Regions from separate parts of the Mus musculus genome. Here region 2 is linked to region 1. A link is a contact called in ENCODE Hi-C or POLR2A ChIA-PET data. All regions are on one chromosome and are shown on one strand. Each heading gives the region's core, a stretch centred on a gene start or an enhancer-like site at or near the end of the contact. The rest is flanking DNA. Distances are from core to core; before and after follow the strand shown. Region 1 holds the start of Itpk1 (inositol 1,3,4-triphosphate 5/6 kinase). Region 2 holds the start of Moap1 (modulator of apoptosis 1).

Region 1 (2,602 bases), core at 64-2,563:
ATCCCATCCAGTTGTGGTCAAGGAGGGCCTGTAAGGCTTGCCTGGGGCAGAGAAGCAGCAGGCTCTTGGACAGCCATGAGGGGCAAGGCAGTGCTGCCAGGGCGGCCTCTATGTGCCAGCTCAGACTGCTAACTAACCCCTGTGCACCAAGGGATAATGGAAGCCCAACTGTTCAATTCTCCAAAATTCGGGGCACCCACCAGGGATGGAACTACAAGTGAAGTCCATTTTCAAAAGTCAAATCTACTAAGTGAAAAGACTACCTAACAAAAGGTTTCCACCCGGAGTTTGCAAAAGGCTTCGGGGATGGGGTGTGGGGGCTGGATTCTCTTAGGCTTTCATTGAGAAGCTGTAACCAATAGCTCTGCGGAGAGGCAAGGCACACCTGACTCTAGGAACCCAGCACTTCTGTAATGTATTAAGAGCAAGCTCCATCAAAGCCCTCGGTCTCTGCCACTGAAGCACCAGCGCAGGGAGAACGAGGTGCTCAGCCGGAATGGCAGAAGACAATTCTACCCTACGTGGGTCCACCCATCACTTTCTATGCTCTGCCACTCCTTGGCCCTGGGACTACAAGGCAGGTACCCCACCTCTCTGCTGGTAGGTGTCCCTCTTCTAAGACACGTGGCCCAGAATCACCATCCTGGCTAATTTGCGAGGCTGCTGCGAGGCTCTAATGAGACAGCAAATCACCACAGACAAGCCAAGTATCGCTACTCATTTCAACTGGGCTTAAGCCGGCTGATATGCAATGACAGCTTCAGGAGCCGTGCACACGCGAGGCACGTAGTAGGCTCCACACAAACGCCGGTATCCTGCTCTACTAAGGGGAAGAAGAGGGAGGAAGAAAAACACACCAGTCCAAAAGTACCCTCTAACCCCTGACTGCTGGCGTGGACTCCCCGATTTCCCGGGTCCCACCACCCTGGACGGCCAGGGATCTCCCGGCACGACCCCAGTGCACCTGAGAGCCGCGGTCCGAACCCAACGCCCACAGCGGCCACGCTCCCCTCGGACACAGCCCGCGGCCCCCCGCGGCCACCTTGCTGCTCCGAACCAGCCCTCAGCGCGCGCCGCTCCTTCCCGGGTCGCCGTCGTCTGCCCCGCGCCCGCCGAGGGTAACCAGGCTCGGGCCGCGGGGGTCCCCAAGCCGCGTCCCTCCTCACCTGCACAGCTCCGCGAAGGCCTGGAAATTGAGCTTCTTGACTTTCTTCTCGCTCAGCCAGTAGCCAACTCTCTTCCCTTTCAGGAAGGTCTGCATCTTCTTCCTCCTCGGCCCGGGAGCCTGGGTCCGGAGGAAATTGCCCACAGGCCGAGCGTGTGGGGCCGGCGCGCGCCGCGAGCGTGCGGGCACCTCCTCCGGCGGCGGCGGCGGGGACGCGGAGCGGGCTTCAGCGCGCGGTCCTACCGGGCGGGGCGGCGGGCGGGGCGGGCCGGGGCGGGGCGGCGGCTGGGGGGCGGAGGCTCAGCGCGCCGCGCCACTGGCTGGGCCCCGCGGGTGGGCGCGCCCCGCCGCCGCCCCGCCCCCTCCGCCCCGCGGGGCTCGCCCGCGCAGGGACGTGCGCCCCGCAGCACCGTGCGCCGCTCGAGGACTCTAGGGATCCCGGGCCGCCGCCCGAGACCGCACCCGAGCCTCGAGCCCGAGCTGGAGCACGCCCTCCCGCGGCGAGGGTTCGCCCGCGCGTGCCTCTCGGACGCGCGGGGACCCCCTCGGGGAGCGCGCCGCCGTGTCCCCCGCCCTTCCTGCCCCAGCGCCCGCGCACACGCCACGCACACGCGGGGCCTGGGGCAGAGCTCCCGGAGGAGGAAGCGCCGGTTACCGCCAGGGGGCGCCAATGAGTCTTAAAGGCGCCGCCGCTAGTGGCGGGGTGCTGGATGGTGGCCAGGGCAGAGTGGGGTGAGGGAGTCGTGGTGTGGGCGCCTTGTGTCTATCTTGGAGGGCGGCCAAACCACTGGGCTTCGTTGCTCCTTGGCAGCACAGCGGGGATTGCCCCCAGAGGCAATTCGTTGCAATTGTCCTGTACTATCTCCACAACTGCCCCAGGTTCACACTCTGGGGTCCCTTTCAGCGGAGGGAGAGAAGCAGCCAGAGTGCACATAGCATCTTCAGGAGAGCCTTTTCTTTGCTAGGTGAAGGGACGTAGCTCGGCGTCTGACTTAGTGCTTTGGATCCTCTGAGCCACCTGCTCTACCCCGGCCTATGGGACAGTACTTAGCATTCCAGCCATCTCCAGCCTATGCTTTAGGCATTGGGAGGAGAAATTGGAGGCTCTCCCCAGACACAGACAGGGAAAAAAAAATGGGTTCCCGTGTGTAAAGAAAGACATTTTATCTGGCTTTGGAAATAAAGACAATTTTTGAAGATCTGAGATGAGAAAAGGCTTGAAGAAATGAAAGCTGTTAGTAAAGTGACAGAAACGGGCCTTGACCAGACTTGAGGAGTTACACCAAGTCCCTTTTTCCGGCTTAGATCCTGACCTTGGGCAGTGTCCTTGGTCCCCCTTGGTTCAGTTTTAGCAAGAAACCTCCTGAGTCAGAAAAGTTCGCCATCCCTGGTATCAGATCACTGCGGCCTGTCTGCAGTAAGAATGCTGTCAAGTGG
Region 2 (2,602 bases), core at 56-2,555, 39 kb after region 1:
TCTTCGAACTGATTTGTGGACTGCCCCAGCAATGACTTGGTCTAGACGGGCCTGATTCACAACTTCTTTCTCAATTGCTCCTTTCTGAACCAGTTTCTGCAATAAAGGCTCCAACCTTAGAACATAGGCAGACAGCTTTTCATCAGTCTTCTGATAAGTAGTAAGGTATTTGACCTGCAATGCTCTAGGATTATCAATAATCCCAAATATTGTCTCAAGCGTCTTCAGGCATTCTGCAACTGTAATGAAGGGGTTGTTTATCTTGAGGACTCGAATAATTTCAAATGCTGGACCTCTAAGGCTCTCTATCAACCGCCTTCTTTTCTCTACATCTGACACCTGCCATGTTTTCATTACTTGGGAAGTATGAAACATCCAAGATTCAAATTCTTCCTCACCTGGTCCTGGAGGATCCCTGCCTGAGAACACACTCAGCTTTTTGTACCTCAGATACTGCAGGGTAGGCTTAAGGGCCTCATTTAATGCCTGTGCTAACATGGGTGCTCGAATTTCAGGGATCATTATGCCCGGGTCTAGGCCGAGAGGGTCATTCCGATTCCCAAGAACTCTGGTTAATTCACCCATCGTCATGCCCTCCCCCTTTAAAAACTCATTTAATCTGCACAAAAAGTCACTATCAGTATCAGGAGGCTTAAAGATCACTCTCCAGACACCTCCTTTTGCAGGTATTTCCTTGGGGACCAGGGCACTGCCAGTCTCTACTGTAAGCCCAATCAGGGCTACATTCTTGTTCTCATCCCTCCTGAACATCCTCCCAAGCAGTCTGTGTTCCCCTAAGGGAGCAAGGCCAGCCTGCAGGGCCTCCTCTATGTCTGCCACTCCGCAGGTCGGAGGGATGCCGGCAACCAATAGTGCTTTCCGAGGATTCATATCCATCCCTCTGCACCAGTCTTCTAGAAGTCTCAGTGTCATGGTGCTCAGAGTATTTAAATTCTAATTCGACCAGGGCGCCGCCGCCGCCGCCGCCGCTTACAGTGATGTGCGTGCTCGTCTCTTTAACACGCAGAGGTCCGGGAGCCTGAGAAAACAGAGCATCCACGTTAAGTTAACCGTGTCTGACTCCCGAGCAGTTCCTCCGCCCACCCGCCACAGGCGCTTAGAAACGAACGCCATCAGGATCACCTGCCCGTAGATACATCGCTTGGGTCCCGGAGAGGACGTCTGACCTTTGCGGGGTTTAGGAGAGACCCGGGCTCCCCGCGCCCGCCTCCCGGCCGAGGGCAGAAGAACGACCGCAGCAAACGCCTCAGGGAACAGACAACCGCCTCTGGAGGCGGCGCGAAGCTGACAGCCTGACGTCATGAGAGGCCGGCGCGCGTTTCCGGCCCTAGACGGAAGCTCTGAATGCGGCGGTATCCGGGACTGCGAGCGGGCGGGCCACTCAGGACAGGAAGGTGAGACCCGGGGCTGCTCGGCTTGGCTGTCAGGCTGGCCCGGCGTCCGGCCGGGAGCCGAGCTCGGGCCTCTGCAGGCCAAGCCTGGCGCCACTGCCCAGCTCAGCTCGGCGGCGGGTGCAGTGGGGGGCGGGCCCGGCATCTCCAGGTGGTTCCCCCCGCCTGGGGCTCCGGAGGGCGACGGGGCCCGCCGCCGCCGCGTGACCAGCCGTAGTCACGCTGAGCTTAATCACTACTAGCTCGTGCTCCCGCCGCCGCGCTCACCTTCTTCAGCTGCGCGACCCAGAGGGTTTCTCTTAAGGTGGCTTGTTCTGAAATGCCAAAGGCACCTGACTGTTCAGAACTGAGTGACTCTTGCTCGCTTGCAGGGGGAACAGGAAGATTTTCGGGACCACTGTAAGTGTTTGAAAGAGTTACCGTCTTAACTTGGGGACTCCGACGTTGGTTTAACGAGTAGAACTCAACCCAGTGCCCACGTCTGAAATAGTGTTAAGCCAGAAAGCATTTCAACTGTCAAGAGCAACGTCCTGTGGGGAAACTAGATGTTTCATTATCTGAAACGAAGGTGTACTGGGTCTACTCAAGCAAGAAGTGATGATTCATTCACTCTGGGGTTCACATAAATAACAGCACTCAGTAGACACTGAAACCAGTATTTTTATGTGCTTACAACTGTTATATAAAACCACCTGTAAGCTGTTTACAGCTGTTAAATCTTAAAATGCTCGTGCTTTTCAGAACTCTTGAATTTAAATCATGTGCACTTGGAATAGTTGCCATGGCAACATTATTAGACCTTAACAATAATTTTTCTGTGTTTGCATTGAAGGCACAGAGCATGGAGAATGATGAACTTCCGTCAGCGGATGGGATGGATTGGAGTGGGACTGTATTTGCTAGCAAGTGCAGCAGCGTTTTATTATGTTTTTGAAATCAATGAGACTTACAACAGGTTGGCTTTGGAACACATTCTGCAGCACCCTGAGGAGCCTCGGGAAGGAACCACATGGACACACTCCTTGAAAGCTCGGTTACTTTCCCTGCCCTTTTGGTTGTGGACAATTATTTTCTTGATTCCGTACTTACAGATGTTTTTGTTCCTTTATTCTTGTACGAGAGCGGATCCCAAAACAGTGGGCTACTGTATTATCCCCATATGCTTGGCAGTTATCTGCAATCGTCATCAG

What was found. A loop is a pair of places that touch in the nucleus more often than their neighbours do. ChIA-PET counts read pairs that join two places held with the same protein, here RNA polymerase II (POLR2A).
Region 2: a loop to region 1 is called in a map of heart, with 2.0 times the contacts of the local background. The contact joins the promoter of Moap1 here to the promoter of Itpk1 in region 1. A Hi-C loop is called at or near these places in 2 of 37 maps with a recorded cell type or tissue (both heart). POLR2A ChIA-PET finds 5 or more read pairs at or near these places in 3 of 5 experiments (Patski and embryonic stem cell).

The regions. Positions count from the first base shown.
Region 1 is chr12:102,703,556-102,706,157 of GRCm38, forward strand. It overlaps Itpk1 (inositol 1,3,4-triphosphate 5/6 kinase), which reads right to left and starts at 1,314. Exons shown (of 10, transcript NM_172584.3): 1 at 1,167-1,314. The coding sequence starts at 1,261.
Region 2 is chr12:102,742,356-102,744,957 of GRCm38, forward strand. It overlaps Moap1 (modulator of apoptosis 1), which reads right to left and starts at 1,306. Exons shown (of 2, transcript NM_001142937.2): 1 at 1,188-1,306; 2 at 1-1,039. The coding sequence starts at 933. It overlaps Gm20604 (predicted gene 20604), which reads right to left. Exons shown (of 2, transcript NM_001142939.1): 2 at 1-1,039. The coding sequence ends at 1,017. Tmem251 (transmembrane protein 251) reads left to right here and starts at 1,405. Exons shown (of 2, transcript NM_177140.4): 1 at 1,405-1,811; 2 at 2,245-2,602. The coding sequence starts at 1,732.